Linked DNA regions of Homo sapiens: region 1 is linked to region 2. A link is a loop called in an ENCODE intact Hi-C map of the cell type or tissue named here. Cell type or tissue: Caco-2. All regions are shown on one strand. Links, peaks and the distances in the headings refer to the core of each region. The heading gives the core; the rest is flanking DNA.

Evidence for each region. Peaks named below come from ENCODE experiments on the same cell type or tissue, not always from the same donor. Only the 100,000 strongest peaks of a DNase experiment are listed, where the experiment ranks them.
Region 1: a loop joins it to region 2, with 7 times the contacts of the local background. A loop is called at or near these places in 3 of 110 quality-filtered maps.

What each region holds. Positions count from the first base shown.
Region 1 is chr1:119,764,261-119,772,493 of GRCh38, forward strand. It overlaps HMGCS2 (3-hydroxy-3-methylglutaryl-CoA synthase 2), which reads right to left and starts at 4,645. Exons shown (of 10, transcript NM_005518.4): 1 at 4,481-4,645; 2 at 1-366. The coding sequence starts at 4,584. RefSeq lists a silencer at 4,226-4,520. In Caco-2, for the core only: no CTCF peak of the experiment used is centred there; a DNase peak (open chromatin) is centred at 2,411; H3K4me3 peaks cover 2,459 bases.
Region 2 is chr1:119,810,836-119,823,728 of GRCh38, forward strand. REG4 (regenerating family member 4) reads right to left here and starts at 625. Exons shown (of 6, transcript NM_032044.4): 1 at 574-625. In Caco-2, for the core only: no CTCF peak of the experiment used is centred there; a DNase peak (open chromatin) is centred at 5,866.

The DNA of each region.
Region 1 (8,233 bases), core at 1-4,000, 50 kb before region 2:
ATATCAGTATTGCCTGAATCCTGGAAGAGTTCCATGAGCACTGTTTTGACAGCTTTGGACTTGTCAATGATGGTCTCAGTGCCTACTTCCAGCCTGCCCACAGAGTCCCATGGGAGCTGTATGCGCTCCATCAGCCGTTGCACCACCGTCAGGCACAGGGAGTTGATGTCCTCTTGGACTGAGCAGAAGCCCATACGGGTCTGGCCCAAGCCCACTGTATACTTTCCTGCTTCCACATTGTTATACTTCTCCAGGTCAGTTTGGTCCACATATTGGGCTGGGAAGTAGACCTCCAGGGCCAGGATGCCCACGTCCTTTGGCCAAGTATCTGTTTTGGCCAGGGGGACAGCAGAGGCTGTAGAAAACCTGTGATGGAGATAACAGTCAAACTCCCACTAATGGTCTGTAGACAATTTCCTCAAAAGACAGTAACATAGCAATCATTTAATTAATTTTCTATATTTTGAAGCTATGTTATCAGATGACTACAAATTTAGTATTGTTATTATCTTTTCATTGAATTGACCCTTCTATACTTATTAAATATCCCTTTTCATCTTTGTGATATTCTTGGCATAAAGTTTCCTTTCCTGACGTCGATATAGCTACACTAGCTTTTTGCTTACTGTTTCCATGGTACATCTTTTTCTGTCCCTTTTTACTTTCAACTTCTTAACGTCTTTATCTTTAACATACATCTCTTGTGATCGGTATATATATTTTAGTCCTTTAAAAAAATTTTAATAAGTCTAACAATAGTGGTGTTTTAATTTGAGTATTTCATCCATTTATATTTGTTGTAATTACTAATATAGTTGGAACTAAATCTTTTTTTTTCTCTTTTTTGAGACGGAGTCTCACTCTGTCACCCGGAGTCTCACTCTGTCACCCAAGCTGGAGTGCAGTGGCGTGATCTCTGCTCACTGCAAGCTCCGCCTCCTGGGTTCACACCATTCTCCTGCCTCAGCCTCCTGAGTAGCTGGGACTACAGGCACCTGCCACCACGCCCAGCTAATTTTTTGTATTTTTAGTAGAGACAGGGTTTCACCGTGTTAGCCAGGATGGTCTCGATCTCCTGATCTCGGTCTTCCAAAGTGCTGGGATTACAGGCGTGAGCCACCACGCCCAGCCGGAACTAAGTCTATTTTTTTATTTGTTTCTATTTGTCTCATTTGTTCTTTGTTCTTTTATTCCTCCTTTCCCATATCCTTTTAGAGTAAGCAAATATTTATTATTCATTTTATACCCTCTTTTCCTTTTACTGGTGACCTTAAAGATTATAACATGCATAATTGGCTTGTTGTAATCTTACTTAAATTAATACTTATCTTACTTTTGGAACACTGCAAAAACTTTAGGTTGACTTTATTTACTCTCTGCATCCTTTTGAACCATTATTGTCATATACTTTACTTCTACATGTTATAAGCCCTTATAGGGCATAATTATACAATCTTTACTCATTTTAAAAGTGTACCTCTAATTACATGTCTTTCTCCTTTCTTTTTTCTACACAAGAACATACCCACTGTTTTCCTACTTTTAAGTAAGTTTTCTGCTAGCTGATTTTTCTGATAGGGCCTTCCAATGTTTATTGAGCACACCCAACACAGTTCTAGTCCAAATACACAGCAGTGAATAAGACATGCATTGTGCCCATAAAGAGAGCACAGCCCAGTGAAAGAAGCAGACATTTTACAGCTAAATATGCAGGGAACACAGACAGCAGAAAGAGCAATTCTAAACGAGAGCAGAGGAAAAAAGGAAGGGGAAGGAGTCAGCAGAAGAAGGGAGAGATGATCTATTTCTTTTCTGGACCAATTCACTTCTCTTTAACCCAGATTCTTAATATCCCTGGCGAAAATCTGTGTTCCCTTTTGTATGGGAGCATACTGGAGGTGAACTTGGTGATCTCTGTACTGCTCCCATACAAAAGTACTTTATACCTTCTGTTCACTTTAGCAACATTCTTCATTTTATAGTTAGTGAAACCAAGGCACACACTGGTAAAGTGATGCACTCAGGGTAACTTCATAGTTTCTCACGTGTTAGAAATACTCTGTCCCTTCACTGCCCTGGGTGCCAGGCTTATAAATTTAGCTCCATTCTACGGGAGCTGGAACTCAGATTGAATGTGTCTATCAATCATCTTTGGGATTCTGAGCCTCTGGTAGAATTCTAGAGCCTCTCCCAGCAGCAAGGTCACTTCTAAGGACAGCTGTGAGGCAAAAGTGGATCATATGATCACAAGATAGTGAGGCAGAATGATAAATACACATTATATCTGACAGGAGAGGTTTGGAGTTTATTTATCTTCCCTATTTATTTGACTCCCTCCAAATAACTGGAGTTTGTACTCTCAAATATTTACGGAGGAGCTTCCCCAGTACCCGGGAGCTAATGGTTAAGCCAGCGCTTGTCCTGCCAGCTTGGCTGCCTTTCTCTCAGCCTCATTCTCGCTCTGACTTCTCTGGGCTGGCTCCCTCCCTTTCTTCCCAGTTAGAAATCAAAGCTTGCAAGAAGAAGCTTAGAATGGGTCAGTTGGTAACTTTTGTAGCTGTCTTGGTGGGGAGCTATTTCTAGAAATGGATTATAAAGCCTTGAAGAAAATTAACACGGAGAGGCTTCCAGAAGCTTCAGCCCACCGAAGTTAAGAGTATCCTTCTCATCTTGTGCTTTCTCTAAAGAATGATCACTTTGTGTAATTTTAAATCATTTTTCTCCTGGTGTTGCCCACTTCAAGAACATGCACCACACCTTTACTTCTGTATTCCATCTTGCCTCCTTCCCTTGTGTTTCAAAATTAATTACTACACTTCAGGCACTGTGCTGGGAAGGGTTTGTGAGGGTTGAACAAAGGGGTTGGACAAAGAAAAGAAGAGGGTGAGGTTCTTGAGACCTCCTTGACCAGTGTGAGGAATGATAAGCACACATATAACCCAACTTCAAGGCAGAATGTGGTCAGGCCCACAAAAAGGAATGTGAGCAAAATCTACAGGAGTTCAAAGGAAGCAGAGATTTCAGTGGGTTGGAGGATCAGAGAAGCTTCGTGGAAGAGACCGCATTTGAGGCAAACCTTGATGGATGACAGACTTCTGCCAGTGAAGAACTGGAGGGGAATGAAGGGGCAGTGGCCACGGCAGGGGGTGACTGAACAAGTAAGGAACCCTGGAGATGCAGGTGTATAGGGGAGCAGGGAGACAATATGTGAGAAATACAGTAAGTGGAGGGCACAAGTCTTACCGAATTTTGAAGACAGCAAAGCAGATGCTGAGATGAAAGTCTCTTTTAGGTTGGAGTTAGAGCCAATGTGGGTTGGATTAAAGGCGATTAGACATATAGAGAAAAGGTGACTCATGAAAAGCAATATTAGTTCAAGCCATGCATAATGGGATTAACTGTGAATATACCAGAAGGGAAATGGGAATGATTCCAAGAGTTTGAACCAAGGGAGTCAGAATGTTGGGGAGGATTGATGTATGTCTTTTGGCTGATGGCCAACTATTGCTATTAAAACAAGAAACCCACATCAATCTCTTCTTCACAAATATAGAAACAGGTTAAATCCTGAGCTGGGACATTTAACCCACATGCAGGGTTTGGCAGTGCATGGGGAGAGTGAGATGATGGTAGCATAATGAAAAATATAAGAAAGCTATGTGCATTTGCCTCTACCATGCACATCTATACACCCAGGTTCCTTGGGTATTTGGCAAGGAAAGACACTAGGTCAAAATCATTTTTCTAAATATTTAGTAGTCATAGAATATAGAGTAAAAATGTAAGGAAATAAAGAACTAGTCCCAATGTGTAGTGGATGGTTTGGGGATTAGACAGAAACACATAGGTGGCTGGGAGCCTGAGGCACTAACGATAGCTGTGTTACCATCATCGCTGACAATGGAAAACATAAGCACTTGAGCCATGTTCAGGGACTATTTACAAAGAAAAGGAGTGTGCATGTTCTTCTTGCAAAGAGCATGTACACATACACACATAAACACACATTTCCCCTTTTCATAAAATTGGAACACAAGGCAAACACAGCTTCTCATCCTCAGTCCATTTCTGATTCTGCTGCAGTGATATAAAGTCACTGGTTTTACTAACACTGCAGTTGGCACAAGGTCCTGTGGTTCTAGGCAGAGGCTAGGGGTGAAGGTGGGAATGGTGGTGTAGAGAGGAAAGCTGTGGCCTGGTACTGATATTTCTACTGCTTCATGCAGCTGGCAGAGTAAAAGTTGCCATTGCTCACAAACACAGCATGTGTCAGAGGTTTGGGCTCTTCTCACTCTACAGCTGAAAGGGATTGTCTGTTTAGAGATGAGGTAACTGAGACCCTTTAAAGTTAACTTGCTTGTCTAAGGCTGCTGTGCACAAGCCTTGCCAAATTTTGAGTGGGATTCTAGTGAGTTTTCCCCAATAGCAGGGAAAAACTATCTTTTACTAGTTACAAGGTGCTTCTCAGAAAGTGACTCACCTTTGGTGGGCTACTGGGAGCAGGCGAGCAGGTGTGAGGGAGGTTTCCTGCACCGCTCTTGTCAGTTGCAGAATGCGCTTCACTGGAGTCAACAGACGCTGCATCTCCAGAGGAGCAAGCAGAAACCCAGCAGTTCAGAAACCCAGCAGAAACCTTGAAAGAGATGCCCAGTGGTGCCCGGCAGGACTTTATAAAGCCCCAAGACTCCTGCCTCCCTAAGCCCCGCCTCTGCTCACCGTGGCTCAGTCTGCTTCTAAAACTGGGTCAAAGGGCTCACTCAGAACACGGGCGAGTCAAAGACAAACAGCATCTCTCCAACATGTACATAGCTGCCCTGCTCCTGAGCATGTGTGGGAATGGCTGGGCATTGTTCCTCCTACTCCATCAGGCTCTGTGGCAGCCTTGATTCTGCCCAGCTACCTAAGCAGGAGGTTATGATGTTCCTTGTTGTATCACATCCCAAGGTAACCCTATGTGTCTTGTTTTAGACCCTGGCTCCTTATCTGTATTACTCTCACTGGGTGTTCCACACTCCTCTCTGTGGTGTTAGTTGTTATTATTTTAATGTGCTATGCATTATAAGAAACATCTTTCTAAACCAAAGGGAAACTCTTTTAATAGTAGCTTTTCAAGGAGTTGGGAGTGAGTGTTGGCACATAGGCCAAGGGCTGGGCGTTAGAGTATGTGGAACCTACTATATTTCTCCTGTTTATTGTCCACCCTTTTACTTGTACAGCTCTACACAATTTCCAAGTGGGATGAAATTAGTGTTGTAGTAAAGGGACAGGAGCCTCAAAGAGGTGACAGTTTGAAGCTCAATCTCCTAAGGAGGAAAGGTTTACTTTATAGATGAGGTCAGAGTTATGTATAAAGGAGTCATTTTCCCAAAGACCTGCAGCTAGGAAGTTGCAGAATGAGAACTCAACCATGTCTTTTGACTCCAGATTCTGGTCCTTCTGCTTTGCTCTTCTACTACTCAATAAAAAGGCTCCTGCCATCTGATTTTCCAAATGAATGTCTCCCTCCACTCCTCCCACAGCACCAATCTTCCTCTACCTTTTGTGAGTCATGCATTCACTCCTTAGTTCATTCAGTCATCCCCATCACCAACCCCCTGTCTAATATGAGTGTGTAGGGAACACAGAAAAGAGCTGGAGTGGTTCCTGCTTTAGGAGGATATAGTTGACTTCATGTTCCTACAGACAGAGAATGTCTAGGTGCCCCCAGCAGTCCAGGATATCTAGGTCTTCCATCTTATCTTTAAATTCTTATCTCCATATATCTTGGTGTGTTGGTGTTCTAACTCAATCTCCTACCTTGCTGTGTCACCTCCTGCTCTTACACTCAGCCTTTTGCAAAGTTCTGTCGTCAGTGAAATTCTTCATTTCCAATCTCTTCTCTGAAATACCTGTTGCTTCTTGTCAATCCAATGCACTTTAAATGCTTACAACAAGGCCTGTGTCCTCTTTGCTTCATACTATCTCTTCCAGGGTATTTCTCCTCTTCCTCCTCTCAAAACCCCTGCTGTCTTAAAGCACATGCTACAGTCTGTGCCACCCAGTGCCCTTATTCTTGCAGTCAACTAACTGTCATGTTCCACTGTCCCTCATTGATAAAATTTAAGCACATAGATCACTACTTTCCTCTCCACCATCAGTCATCTCAATGGATGTGAGATGTCAATCTCCACATAAGATAATTCACCTGCCCTAGCCTCTCACTGAAGCTCCCACAGCCATGTCCGTGTTCATGGACATGACTTTAGCCTCCCACTCCACAGTCATAATGTGGACTTTGTTATTACAGTGTCTATGCCACCTCCAACATTTTAGTTTCATGCATTCCAATTTCCAACCACCTCTATATTCCCTGCTCCTGTTTAAAGTACCCTCACACCTTTTTCTCCCACTGAGACCACCACTGACTCCTCTATGTTTTTAGCATTTGTTACACCTCATCACCTCTTTTCTCTCCTTATCCAGATCAGATTAACCATGGTGCCTCACCATAAGCAATCCCTTGCACACACTTTGCAATTTGTGCTCTCTGTCGGACTGGCCTAGCAAACCTTCAATTTTGGTTAAACCCAACTCTTAATCTACTCTGCGCCTGCATCTGAGCAGCTAAACATAGATGAAGAAAAACACAACTTTGTACTAACTTGTTAGCTTTAAATTTACAAACATACATCTCAAGTGGACCCTCACCATGGCCTGGTAACTCTACTACCTTTTCCCAGTCCATTTGCTCTCCCATCCCAAGAGGGCTAGTCACAACTTCTCTTCTGCCATAGCCCCTTTCTACTCATTCTCAGCTGATCACTTTGACTCTGAATTCACTGAGAAAATAGAAACAATCAGAAAAGAATAACTCCGTTTTCCATGAGCAAATCTGGCAAATTGCCTGCCTTTATACCCCACACATTGCCTTCTCACTGCCTTCTCACTATGCAGAGGAAGAGTCCCTGCTCTGGCCTCGGGCCAGCACCACCATGTGTGCACTGGTTGTACTGCTTGTTTCTCACATAAGGCTGTGCTCCTGCAGTTTTCCCCTCTCTTTCTCATGATCTATTTTCCCTTTCTACTACATTCTTCTTGTGTTATTGTTCTTATACAATCCCATCTTTAAATACCTCCTCTTGACTCTATATGTCTTACTGAGTGCCACCAAATCTATGCTGTCATCTATAGGGAAATTTATTTAAAATGTCTGCTTTCAGTGTTTTACAAGCTTACCTCTCATTCTGTCTTTAATTGACCACTAAGGCTTTTGCCCCCAGTGCTCCAAGGAATTCCCTCTCATCAAGGTCACCAGTGGCTTCCTTATTGCCAAATGCAGTGTTTGCTCTTGAACCTTCAGCTTACTAGACCTCTTAGCAGCAAATGGCAAGGCTGCTCTCCCTTCTTCTCAAAGCACCTTTTTCACTTTGCCCTTAGACCTGACAATCCCATGGTTTTCCTCCAAATCCCTGGCCACTCCCCACAGGTGCTCCCCTCTTTCTGATCTCTAAATTTTGGAGTACTCAGGTAGTCTCCACATGTTCCTTATTCCACTAAGAAAATGGATAAAACTCGATAGTGTTAAAGTAAATTTAATGTGGCCCAAAACTGCCTAGGTAGGTAGGGTACTTAACCTAATATATAAACAAACCGCAACCTAACCTGAGAGTGTATTCATGTAACAAGTAGCTGAGTCTTGACCAATCATAGCAGCCATGCTTTCAGTCAATCGCAGGCTGCAAATTGCCAAAACATGTTCCTGTAAGGCAAATGCCAGCTGTAACCAATCAAGCTATTTTTGTCTCTAAATACTGACAGTCCAATATTTCTATTGGAGATCTCTAAATCTTTACTAATTCAGGGTGCTGACTTATTCATGAATGGTTTCTTTGCTCAAATAAATTCAACTAAATTTAATTTGTTCAAGGTTTTACTTTTAACAATAGAAACATTAAACTCTTACACAAACATCACACGGGATTATGGCTACATCATGGCTCAGTTTGATAGAATTGAAGACCAAAACTATCCAATCCAATGCAAATTTTAATTAGTGTATATAACAAATTGGCACTGTGATAAGCACTGGGAATACAGATAGATGGATCAACTTCATTCCCTTCTCTCTTTTAAGCTGACATGTACTAAGTAATTACTGCGTGCTAGGTACTGTGCTAAGTACTTTCCGTTCATTATCTCATTTAATTTTTACAACTGTCTGAGGTTGGCACTATTGTTAAGCCCATTTTACAGA
Region 2 (12,893 bases), core at 3,370-7,369:
TGAGGTCAGGAGTTCAAGACCAGCCTGGCCAACATGGCACAACCCTGTCTCTATTAAAAAATACAAAAATTAGCTGGGCGTGGTGGCAAGTGCCTGTAATCACAGCTACTCAGGAGGCTGAGGCAGGAGAATCACTTGAACCTGGGAGGCAGAAGTTGCAGTGAGCCAAGATTGCACCATTGCTCTCCAGCCTGGGAGACAGAGCAAGACTCCATAAAAAAACAAAAACAAAAACAAAAACAGAAACAAAAACAAAAAACCTGCACTGTAGATCTCATGAATGCATGTTACAAATGAAGACACTGACACTTATGATTGAGTAACTTTTCTAAAGTTTCCCAGCTACCAGACTGCAGAGCCAAGATTTAACCCAACAGCTTGACACCAAAGCCAATGCTCTTTGCAGTGAAGGAAGAAAAGAAGGTAAATAATTTAAATCAAACAACACAGCAACAGAAAGCCTGACAAGCCTCACTAGAAATACAATTTGTCATTTCTGGCCTGGCTAATAGCTGACAGAGGAAAACAGATGTTTAAAGAAAGTCCCCCATCATCAACCGCGAGGAGGATTACCTGTTTGGCAACCAAGACTCTAAGGGCCCCTGCCTTCTTCAGTGTCTCCAGTGGTCCCAGTCAACGTTTCTGGAGCTTTTATATCTTCTTGCCTCAGGAATTAATAATCTTTACTTTAGTCACAAAGCGATAATATTATTTGAGAAAAACAATCCATCCATAAAAGTCTTATCTACAGTGAAAAAAATGAATCATATAAGAGACGGCTTCAGAATGTACGTAAGGTGTGCTTTGACTAGCCAGGAAAAGAACCTCTCCCTGTGTGCAAACAGAATCTTTTCTTCACATCACGTTATTAAAACTGACAACATCCTGTAATCTGTTATAAGCCCATCTTCCTCTCCCCTTATGTTACTTTTTCATGGCTGTCTTTTTATGCCTTGGTATGGTGGATTTCCTTTATTTCTCTTTTATTTCTAGAAGGATTTTCTGTCAGGGTCAGGAATAGGTTATGACCCATGCGGTGAGACTTGAGACCCACACACAGATTTTCCTTCCTAAAGCACCGACTCCACTCCTTCAACATGCGTGAGTTTCCTCAGAGATCTACTATTTGAGCTTCTCCCGCAGAACATGGATGATCATGTCAAAATAGCTTACATCAACAGAGTGTGTTACAATAACGGGTTTTCAGTGAAGTCATCAAATAAGATGCCAACAAAATCCTTGTGAGCAGCATAGGACACATATCCCCATTACACACTCAAGAAACCCAACCTTAAGAGAGATTAGAAACCTTCCGAGGTTCACAACACTGGTCAGCAGTGGACCTGGACACTGAACCTTGTCCTTCTGACTCCAAATATAGGTGTTTGCCAAAATACAGTTCTACTGAAAAATAGGCTATTTGAAAAGAGTAACAAGATTTTCTTTTCCAGTATAGATGGCAAAGGGTTAGGTTGTAGGTGCCAGAGATGACTCAACTTTAAACTACAGATTTAAGTCTGTAAAGGACCTTTATGTCTGGAAACTTTAAGTCTGGAAGGGACCATAGTAGTTATCAAATCTTACTCTTTTGTTCTACTGGTGAGGAAATTGAGGCCTAGAGAAACATTGTGACTAGTTTAATGCACAGACAGTTGTGGGTGAAGCTGATATCAGAAGCCAGCTTCCTTGCTCCCAGCTCACTGTTGTTTGGAAAATGCTACTCAACCTTTGTTATTAGATTTTTGCATCAGTTGTGTAAATTCATGGTAGGACATGAGAAAGTAATGCTTTCATGGTTCACAAAGAACATTTTAAAGAATCTCTCCCATCAGAATGTTTGACACAAACCTCTTTCTCTTTAGGCAGCTGGATGGGAATCATCATTGCTTCATGGCACAATGGCGTACAAAGATGTTAACTCCAAGCCTTTCAATTTCAGAAGTCCTGGTCCAGATGTAAGACAGAAAAGTTTTAACAAAATGGGTGATTAGATAGATCTCCTGTGTTTCCAGCAGCCATCCCAACCCTTAGTCTGCTATCCCCATGCCATTATCCAGATTTAAAGACTTGAGATGAGAGAGAAGAGAGTAGAACAGATTAGAAAACAAGATGTTCATAGGACTTTTAAGAGGTCTCTTACTGAACCCTCACATTGACTAGCTCCAAATTAAGGCATTGATAGGACTCACATAAACCTTTGAGATGTAAGAATGTAAAGGACCAGAAAATTGTCTGAATCAAAAAGGTCCACTGAATAGTAAGTTTATTTAAAAAAAAAAAGTCTACATATAAACACCTCATACATGAAATGGTCAAAGTGAGAATCCTAAAAGCCCCAAATCAGCAATGATCACCTTCAAAGTGACAAGGATGGGGATGGCACCATAATGGAGAGATAAAGTGGAAGCCAGGCAGCTTTCGAATAGTAGCTTTATTTATTTATTTATTATTTTTAATTTCAATAGGTTTTTGGGGAACAGGTGGTGTTTGGTTACATGATAAGTTCTTTAGCGGTGATTTCTGAGATTTTGGGGCACCCATCATCCAAGCGGTGTATACTATACCCAACGTGTAGCCTTTTATCTCCTGCCACCCCCCACCCTTTCGCCCGAGTCCCCAAAGTCCAGTGGATCGTTCTTGTGCCTTTGCATCCTCATAACTCCCACATATGACTGAAAACATCAGTGTTTGGTTTTCCATTCCTGAGTTACTTCACTTAGAATAATAGTCTCCAATTCCATCCAGGTTGCTGTGAATGCCATTATTTCATTCCTTTTTATGGCTCGGTAGTATGGAACACTAGCTTTAAAGTGCAAAGGAAAACAACTTTCAACCTGGAATTCTGTACCCAGCTAACCAACCATTAAGGGTGAGTATGACAAAAAGATATGTTAAAGTTATGAGAACGTAGTAAGATTGCTATCCATAGACTCATTGAAATTACTGCTTAAGCGTGTCCTTTGTCAAAAAATAAAATAATCCCAGAAGATGTGTTACAATAAAGAAATGTGTTGACTGTATTAGTTATAATAATGTTTAAAATAAAATTAATAGTAACTTTATTTCATTTTTAATATAAGTAGGAACAAAAATACCAGACAATAACAAACGAGATTAAAGAGAGTTAGGAATGAAGTTAAAATATTCTAAGATCTGATCATGATTAAATTGAGACTTCATTAGAAAATATTAATTTAAGTATATGTATTATCAGAGTACTTTTTTGATAATGCAAACTTGATGTTGCTGCACTTATGATGAAATATTACAATTGAGCCCCACATTCACCAAGACTTTCAGTATAGCAGGAAAATCTTTCTGAGTCGTACACCTTCATATCACTCTTGCCTCCAGCACTAATACTCCATCCAGTCAAATCTGTGCCCATCAACACCACATGTTGGTACTCCCTGGAACAACCCCATTCAAGGTCACACCTCCATGCCTTTTTTCATGTCATTCCTCTGCTTGCAATGCCCTTTTTCTCATTCCTTGTTTGGGTGTGTTTATTCATCTTTTAATTAGTTCATTCAATAAATATTGAATGTGATTAAGTGCAAGAATCTGGGTATATGGGTGTAGGTGTGGTAGGGAAGGGGACAGGAGGTGATAAAAAGTTGAAGAACAGCCATCTGGTTTCTGTCCTGCAGGATCTTGCCACAATGACAGCTTGGTTTGGTTTACAGCATTGCTTTGGAGGCTTTTCCTTATTCTACTCTCTGACAGCAGAGATGCCTTCCATTGTGCTCACATACCCCAGGCTCGGCACTTAAAGTCTCTATTTTCTGGTTGGCTACCTATATTTCACTAAGCTACTTCAGGTCAGGGATCACATCTCCTTCCTCTCTCTCACCTTATGTTCAGCAATTTTTAGTAGCGAAACTAACCAGCAATCCAAAGAAGAGTAATTGCTTCAAAATCTGCCTCTTTTCTTCTTAGGTATTTCCATCTAGAGGTTCTAGGGAACAAGCAAGCTCACTCATATCTTTCTTTTTCCCACAGAGGAAAACTTCACTTTTTTTTTTTCTCTTTTGAGATGAGTCTGGCTCTGTTGCCCAGGCTGGAGTACAGTGGTGTGATCTCAGCTCTATGCAGCCTCCATCTCCCAGGTTCAAGTGATTCTCCTGCCTCAGCATCCCAAATGACTGGGATTATAGGTGCCCATCACCAAGCCCAGCTAATTTTTGTACTTTTAGCAAAGATGGGGTTTCACCATATTGGTCAGGCTGGTATGGAACTCCTGACCTCAGGCGATCCACCCGCCTGGGCTTCCCAAAGTGCTGGGATTACAGGCATGAACCACTGCACCCAGCCCAGGAAAACTTCACTGAACATATTTTTGGAGAAGACATTCACTTCTTTGTCAGGGAGAAAAGCCTTATTTCCTCTCTTGGAAGAATTCATGCTCTAAGCCCACTTGAAACAATTAAACTTCATCTATGTGGTGATTTAACTTGGCTTCCTAAAAGACTCCAAATGGAAACCTGTGCATTAGTACATCCCTATAGGTAGATAGTACATTTCTCAAAAGTGGCATGTGATTAAACATGCTTAGATAAAAGTGAATATTCTGATAAAAAATTAAAATGTGATCTCTCTCCATAAGTCCACAGATATTCAGTAAGCTCTCATCAGTTTGTGACATGCTGGTACAGCTGTCTAACAGAATTCCCTAAGATAATGGATGTATTCTAATCTGTGGTTTCAGTGAGGTAGTCACTAGCCACATATGGCTATCAAGCACTCAAAATACGATGACTAAGAATGTGGAATTGAATTGTGAGCTTCATTTAATTCCAATTAGTTAAACTTAAGTTTAAACAGCTATGTGTGGCTAGTGGCTACCATATTGTACAGCACAAACCAAGAAGATGGGGGCGAATATTTTTGTGGAAACAAGTTGATGTGGAAGAAAAGATGAATCGTTCCTGTTTGCAGGGAAGCTTAGAGACAGAGGGAAACTCGTGGAAGTAAGTTCTGAGTACTGAAGGAATTGTGGGGAGTTTGGGGGAAAGCTATAGAACTTGCATTTGAGCCAAATGTAATTAGGTCACCAAGCAGGAGTGTCTCAGCTGACACCTAGGGTACATTTTAGAAAGAAATCTTTGTCCTTCTCTGCGATGTGATAGACTGAGTCTGGTGTTCTTTTGTCACATCTGCAGCACATTTTTCGTTCTCTTCTTTCCCTAGTTGAAGCTTGGATGCGATTCCTTTCCCTTCCTCTTCAAATGACTGATGAACTTCATCCTGAGTCGAATAGTGGAGCTTCTCAGTATTTCTTCATTTGAGGTCGAGGGTAAATTGCCTATAGTTTCAGTCTGACAGCTACTCACTTAGGACCCATTTTAACTAATGAACAGTTTCTGTTTTACTAGTAGTTGATAACTGTCAGAAGTTTTTTGAAAGGGTCGAAAGAAGAACCCCAGCCAGATGGGCAGCAGTGTGGAAAATATAGATTGAAATGGCGTTAGAAAGAGGTCAAAGAAGGTGTATTTTGGGGGAATGTAAAAAAATGAAGTCTGGTAGAAGGATTTGGGGAAGAACTGACATGACTATATAATATGGAGGTGAGTCTTGTAATTTTTTTCTAATCTTAAATCCTAAGAAACAGCATGAACTAATCATTATATTTAAAAAGAAGGAAAAAAGTACTGTGATTTTGTCCCTGCTTCCACAGGGTGCAGAGTTTTATGGCCTTGGACTTTGTCCCTTCATATTTGACAGCGATGTTGACCATGATCACTGATACAAGCAAACCCTTAACATCTCCTGATATTGAAGCAAATCCTATCAGCAGGAGAAAGGAAATGAGTCACTGTGGAGGTGTCCATTAACTTTTATAGCCAGTTTGAAAAAACTCTTGTCTTGAGAGCAGCAGGATTCATCCCCACTCACTCACCCCACAGTGGGAGACACGTGGCATGGAACTAACTCTCCTTCTCCACCACTTCATGAACAACCTATTATCTATTTTCATGATAAGCTCTCCAGCTAGAAAGCATCAGTTGATTTGCCCAAGAGGCACAATGGAAGTTCCACTACCAAGATGTAAAATAAAAAGCTTTCATCTCTTAAGGTTTTCAACTCAAACTTAATTTCCTTCATGATTCCTGTCCTAAACCAGCCCCCTCCTCTATAACATTTCCCACAGTGTGTGGAAATTATTTGCTTATGGGCCTAATGTCCTCAATAAGGTATCTTTTCTCAAGAACAGAGATGTGACTTTTCATATTTGTCTATATGTCTGACACTTCAGTTGTGTTTAATAAGTGCTCACTAGACAAATCTCAGTGTATTGAAATCCCCAGGATAGCACTTGACACATAATAGGCCCACAATACATGTTAGTTTCTTTACTCTATATTTTCTTCTAAAGATTTTCACAGACTAGGTTGAGCTTTTTATCTCAATAATTTATATACATTTTACAGATGCATATGTAGAGGTGTAAAAGGCTATTATAATAGCAGGCACTATAATTCTTTTTTAGGGGAATTGTCTTTGATAGGGAAAATACCTTGGTAAGTAAATTGGGGTGGAAAGTGAGACCCTAAGAATATTGATTAGGAAAATGCAAGGCAGTAAAACGTACTTAAATTGTTCTGCTTTTTAGCAATAAACTTGAAATTTAATGGAGGGGAGCAGGAAAAAAGGTGAAGAGAGGGAGAGAAAGGAGACAGCAGAGTAGTAAAGCACTGCAATGTGTTCCAAAGGGCTTTTAAAAACATGTCTGTCTAATATTAAACTAAATTTTTGTTTACTCTTTTGTAAATTGTAAGCGTTCTAAATTCTGCTATGTTCACTGAGGCCTTGTAAGAGTGGAGATTTTGGGTTGCTTTGCTCTTATTTTTCTATTAGAATTTCAAAGTGTTGTGTTTATTAAAAAGCACAGTATTATATGTAGACCACAATTTCATTTTTGTAAAAAAAATAAGCTGTATAAGTATTCACGGGTGTATTAATTTGTATGCATAGAAAAATATGCAAATCACACTGATCTGTGATTATTCTTGGGGAATGAGATGGGAGTGGAAAAAGAGAAGAACTTTGACTTTTTATGGAATTTTGTGTTGTTTGAAAATGCTCACTAGCATGTTTTATTTTGTAATTAGCCAAACAAATAAATACATGAAATAATCCCTTTTCCAGCCACCTCACTAGGCTGCTGGGAAGACCAGTTATGATAATCTATGTGAAAATTGTTGAAAACTGTAAAGTGCTCTGAAAACTCAGAAGTGCTATAAACACACAAGGGATTATTTATGTCATTGAGCAAAATGACCCATGACTTTGGTTTCTCATTTCTTTATCATTAAAATAAGGGAGTTGGACTAGATGGTTTCTTAAACGCCTGCCAGGTTCACATTCTCTATGGTGTATCTCTGTTCCTTGCTTTTCAATCACCAAGCTCTCAAAATCTCATCCTCCTGCCTTATGGGCTTCCACAGCATGTCCTCAGGGCTCACCTGGTCTGTAGCCTTGGGCTTTGTGAGTCCCTGAAGATTATTTAGCCTGAGTTCAAGGAGGGCTGCTCTCCAGCACTAAATGTACAGGAAGCCTGCCTGTTTGCTGACTTCATTCGGTTGCCATAAAGCTGGATTAGATATCTGTAAGCATCTTTAATGACCAGGATTATTTGAGAACTTGTCTGTACCTCTTCTGGCTTGGAAAAAGCTATTTAACCAGAAGACCATGGCCTGTGATTTTTTTTCTTTTCTTTTTTTTTTAAATTATACTTTAAGTTCTAGGGTACATGTGCACAACATGCAGGTTTGTTACATAGGTGTACATGTGCCATGTGGGTTTGCTGCACCCATCAACTCATCATTTACATTAGATATTTCTCCTAATGCTATGCCTCCCCCAATCCCCTACCTCCTGACAGGTGTGTGATGTTCCCCGCCCTGTGTCCAAGTGATCTCATTGTTCAATTCCCACCTATAAGTGAGAACATACGGTGTTCGGTTTTCTGTCCTTGTGATAGCTTGCTGGGAATGATGGTTTCCAGCTTCATCTATGTCCCTACAAAGGACATGAACTCATCCTTTTTTTTTTAAATTATACTTTAAGTTTTAGGGTACATGTGCACAACGTGCAGGTTTGTTACATATGTATACATGTGCCATGTTGGTGTGCTGCACCCATTAACTCGTCATTTAACATTAGGTATATCTCCTAATGCTATCCCTCCCCTCTTCCCCCACCCCATGACAGGCCCCAGTGTGTGATGTTCCCCTTCCTGTGTCCATGTGTTCTCACTGTTCAATTCCCACCTACGAGTGAGAACATGCAGTGTTTGGTTTTTTGTCCTTGCAATAGTTTGCTGAGAATGATGGTTTCCAGCTTCATCCATGTCCCTACAAAGGACATGAACTCATCATTTCTTATGGCTGAATAGTATTCCATGGTGTATATGTGCCACATTTTCTTAATCCAGTCTATCATTGTTGGACATTTGGGTTGGTTCCAAGTCTTTGCTATTGTGAATAGTGCTACAATAAACATGCGTGTGCATGTGTCTTTATAGCAGCATGATTTATAATCCTCTGGGTATATACCCAGTAATGGGATGGCTGGGTCAAATGGTATTTCTAGTTCTAAATCCCTGAGGAATCACCACACTGACTTCCACAATGGTTGAACTAGTTTACAGTCCCACCAACAGTGTAAAAGTGTTCCTATTTCTCCACATCCTCTCCAGCGTCTGTTGTTTCCTGACTTTTTAATGATTGCCATTCTAACTGGCATGAGATGGTATCTCATTGTGGTTTTGATTTGCATTTCTCTGATGACCAGTGATGATGAGCATTTTTTCATGTGTCTGTTGGCTGCATAGATGTCTTCTTTTGAGAAGTGTCTGTTCATATCCTTTGCCCACTTTTTGATGGGGTTGTTTGTTTTTTTATTGTTAATTTGTTTGAGTTCTTTGTAGATTCTGGATATTAGCCCTCTGTCAGATGGGCAGATTGCAAAAATTTTCTCCCATTCTGTAGGTCGCCTGTTCACTCTGATGGTAGTTTCTTTTGCTGTGCAGAAGCTCTTTAGTTTAATTAGATCCCATTTGTCTATCTTTAGCCTGTGATTTTTGGTTATTTGCTTTCTCTCATCTTTCTTTTTATTTCACTTTGGATTCTGATGGCTTCAAAATTTCCCCCTCCCTCCCTTCTTCTTCTCTTTCTCCCTGTCTTCCTTTCTTCTCCCCTGGTCCTTTAAGTCATTTTCTTTCTATTATGTATCCACTTGTTTCTTATCTGTTGTGTTTTACCATATCACCTCCTCTAAATGACTAGGTGAAAATACAGATTCCTTTATTACCAAATTCCTTGTTTCATTTTGTATTTTATGAAGATTTTTGTGATAGCATTATTTTATTTGGTTTAATTTATATAGAATAAAATGCACACATCTTAAATATTAAACTAGAAGGATTTTGACATATCTATACACTTGTGTAACATTAATTCAGATCAAGATAGAGAACAGTTTCATCACCTTGGAAAATTCCTCCTGCCCTTTCCCAGTCAGTCTTCCCACCAATGATACAACTATTCTTACTTCTTTCACCATAGATTAATTTTGCCTTTTTGTCAATTTCATATGAATGAAATCATATAATACATACTCTTTCATATCTGGATTTTTTCACTCAACATAATGCCTCTGTAATTCATCTACATTGTTGCCGGTATTAATAGTTTGGATTTTTTTATATTGCTAAGTACTATTTCATTATATGAATGTGGCACAGGTTATTTATTATTATTATTATTATTATTATTATTATTATTATTATTATTATTATTCATTCTTGGTTGACGGGCATTTTGGCTATTTCTGGTTTTGGCCTAAAGTTTCTATGAATATTCTTTTTTTTCTTTATTTCTTCTTAAAAAAAAAAAAGGGACGCATGTGCCGAACATGCGGGTTTGTTCCATAGGTATACATGTGCCATGGTGGTTTGCTGCACCTATTGACCTGTCCTCTAAGTTCCCTCCCCTCTACTCCTATCCCCCAACAGCCCCTGGTGTGTGTTGTTGCCCTTTCTGTGTGTTTTGGTTACTGTAGCCTTGTAGTATAGTTTGAAGTCTGGTAGCGCGATGCCTCCAGCTTTGTTCTTTTTGCTTAGGATTGTCTTGGCTATACAGGGTCTTCTTTGATTCCATATTAAATTTAAAATAGTTTTTTCTAATTCTATGAAGAATGTCAATAGTACTTTGATGGGAATAGCACTGAATCTATAAATTACTTTGGGCAGTATGGCCATTTTCATGATACTGATTCTTCCTATCCATGAGGATGGAATGTTTTTCCATTTGTTTGTGTTCTCTCTTATTTCCTTCAGCAGTGGTTTGTAGTTCCCCTTGAAGAGGTCCTTCACATCCCTTGTTAGCTGTATTCCTAGGTATTTTATTCTCTTTGTAGCAATTGTGAATGGGAGTTCATTCATGACTTGGCTCTCTGCTTGCCTATTGTTGGTGTAAAGGAATGGTTGTGATTTTTGCACATTGATTTTGTATCCTGAGACTTTGCTGAAGTTGCTTATCAGTTCAAGAAGTTTTTGGGCTGAGCTGATGGGGTTTTCTAAATAAAAAATCATATCATCTGTGAACAGAGACAACTTGAAGTCCTCTCTTCCTATCTGAATACCCTTTATTTCTTTCTCTTGCCTGATTTCCCTGGCCAGAACTTCTAATACTATGTTGAGTAGGAGTGGTGAAAGAGGGTATCCTTGTCTTGTACCGCTTTTCAAAAGGAATGCTTCCAGCTTTTGCTTATTCATTATGATATTGGCTATGGGTTTGTCATAATAGCTCTTATTATTTTGAGATATGTTCCATCAATACCTAGTTTATTGAGAGTTTTTAACATGAAGGGGTGTTGAATTTTATTAAACGCCTTTTATGCATTTATTGAGATAATCATGTGGTTTTTGTCTTTGGTTCTGTTTGTGTGATGGATTGTGTTTATTGATTTGCATATGTTGAGCCAGCCTTGCATCCCAGGGGTGAAGCTGACTTATCTTTCAATAGTCAGGTCCCTCTTCTGTAGGGCATCTGCAGTTTGCTAAGGGTTCACTTCAGGCCATATTCATCTGTTTTTCTCCCATGCCTAGGGATGTCACTCAAGGAGCCTGGAGAACAGCAAAGATGGGTGCTTGCTCCTTCTTCTGGGACCTCTGACCTCGAGGGGCACCAACCTGATGCTACTAGGATCGTTCCTGCATAGGATGTCTGACATCCCTTGTTAGAAGGTCTCACCCAGTTGGGTGGCATGGGGAGCAAGACCCCTTTAACAAAGCACTTTGTCCTTTGGTGGAGAGGGTGTGCTTTGCTGCAGGGAATCCCACTTGTCTGGGCTGCCTGGATTCCTCAGAACTACCAGGAGGAGAGGCAAGTCTGCTGGTCTGCAGAGACTGCGTCCACCCCTCCCGCTAGGGGCTCAGGCCCAGGGAGATCCGAATTCTGTCCCTGAGCCTCTGGTTGGAGTTATTGGAGATCGTGCATGGAAGCCCCACCCAATGAGGAAGGATGGGTCAGGTTTAGGCCTGAAGAGGCACTCTGGCCACAGACTGCCACAGCCGGTTGGGCTGTGGGGACAAGTCTTGGGACCAAGCTGTCCAGCCTCCCTGGCTCCAGCAGGGGAAAAGCCCAGCCTGGAGCTATAGAAATGGGTGCTGCCCTTCCCCTGCCCAGGGAGCTTAGCATGTTAGGCAGTTGCTAGTCCCAGTGCTGGCTGCTTCCCCTTCCCCAAAGAGCTCAAACGGCTTAGACAGCAGGCAGCTGCAGCAGGTGCTGGTCACCCCTCTCCCTGGGAGTTCAGTACACTTAAGCAGATTCCAGCTGAGGGGCCATAAGAATCTGCACATTCTGGAGTTGGGACGCAAGGCCCCAGTGGTGTGGGTTTTTGAGAGGGATCTTCCAATCTGTGGGTTGCCCAGTTCTGTGGAAAAAGCACAGTTTCCCCAGCTGGGTAGCACGTTCACTCACCACCTCCCTTGGCTTGGTGGAGAGGGTTTCCCTTTCCCGTGTGGCTCTCAAGTGGGCCATCCACCACACTACTCTTTCTCTCTGTGAGTCATGCCAGCCTTCTAGTCAATTCTGATGAGAGAACCTGGATACCTTGGTTGCCAGTGAAGGATTCACACGGTTATTATGGGTTTTTTGATGGGAGTCTCTGATCACTGCTACTTCTATTCAGCCGTCTTGGCCCCACCACCCTGTGTCTGAAATCTATAGCTGAAATGGATTTATGGAGCCAAACTAAATATAAAAGTAGAAGCAGCAGCAAGAAGAGCTGTGTAGGCACTCCTGGTCCTCAGCTTGAGCACAGGGAAGCCATTCCTGGCTTTATCTCATGGAGGTCCTTGGGGTATGAATATTCTTATACAAGCCTTTTGGTGGACATGTGTTTTAACTTCATGCAAGGAGTGGGATTTTTGTGTCATGTGATAGGTGTATATTTAAGCTTATTAGAAACTGACAAGCTGTCTTTCAGGGCTTTTGAATCATTTTACATTCCCACCAGCAATGCTTGAGAGTTCCAAGTGCTCCACATCCTCAGTAATTGTTAGTAATTGTTAATCTGGCATTGTTAGTGTTTTAATACTTTTTGTCTTAATTCAAAAAGTGAGAAATTTATTTTTTGTGCTATAACTTAACACAAAGTAAGGGACTAAAAACTGCCCAACTATCAACATAGCAAAAAGGCAACCCAAAGAATGGGAGAAAATATTTGCAAATCATGTATCTGATAAAGGAATAATATCCAGAATATAGAGAGAATTTTTAAAAGTCAGCAACAAAACACAACCCATGTTGAAGTGACAATAGCAGTCTGCACTCCCATGTTCATTGCAGCACTATTCACAACAGCCACAAGACATTGAATCAACG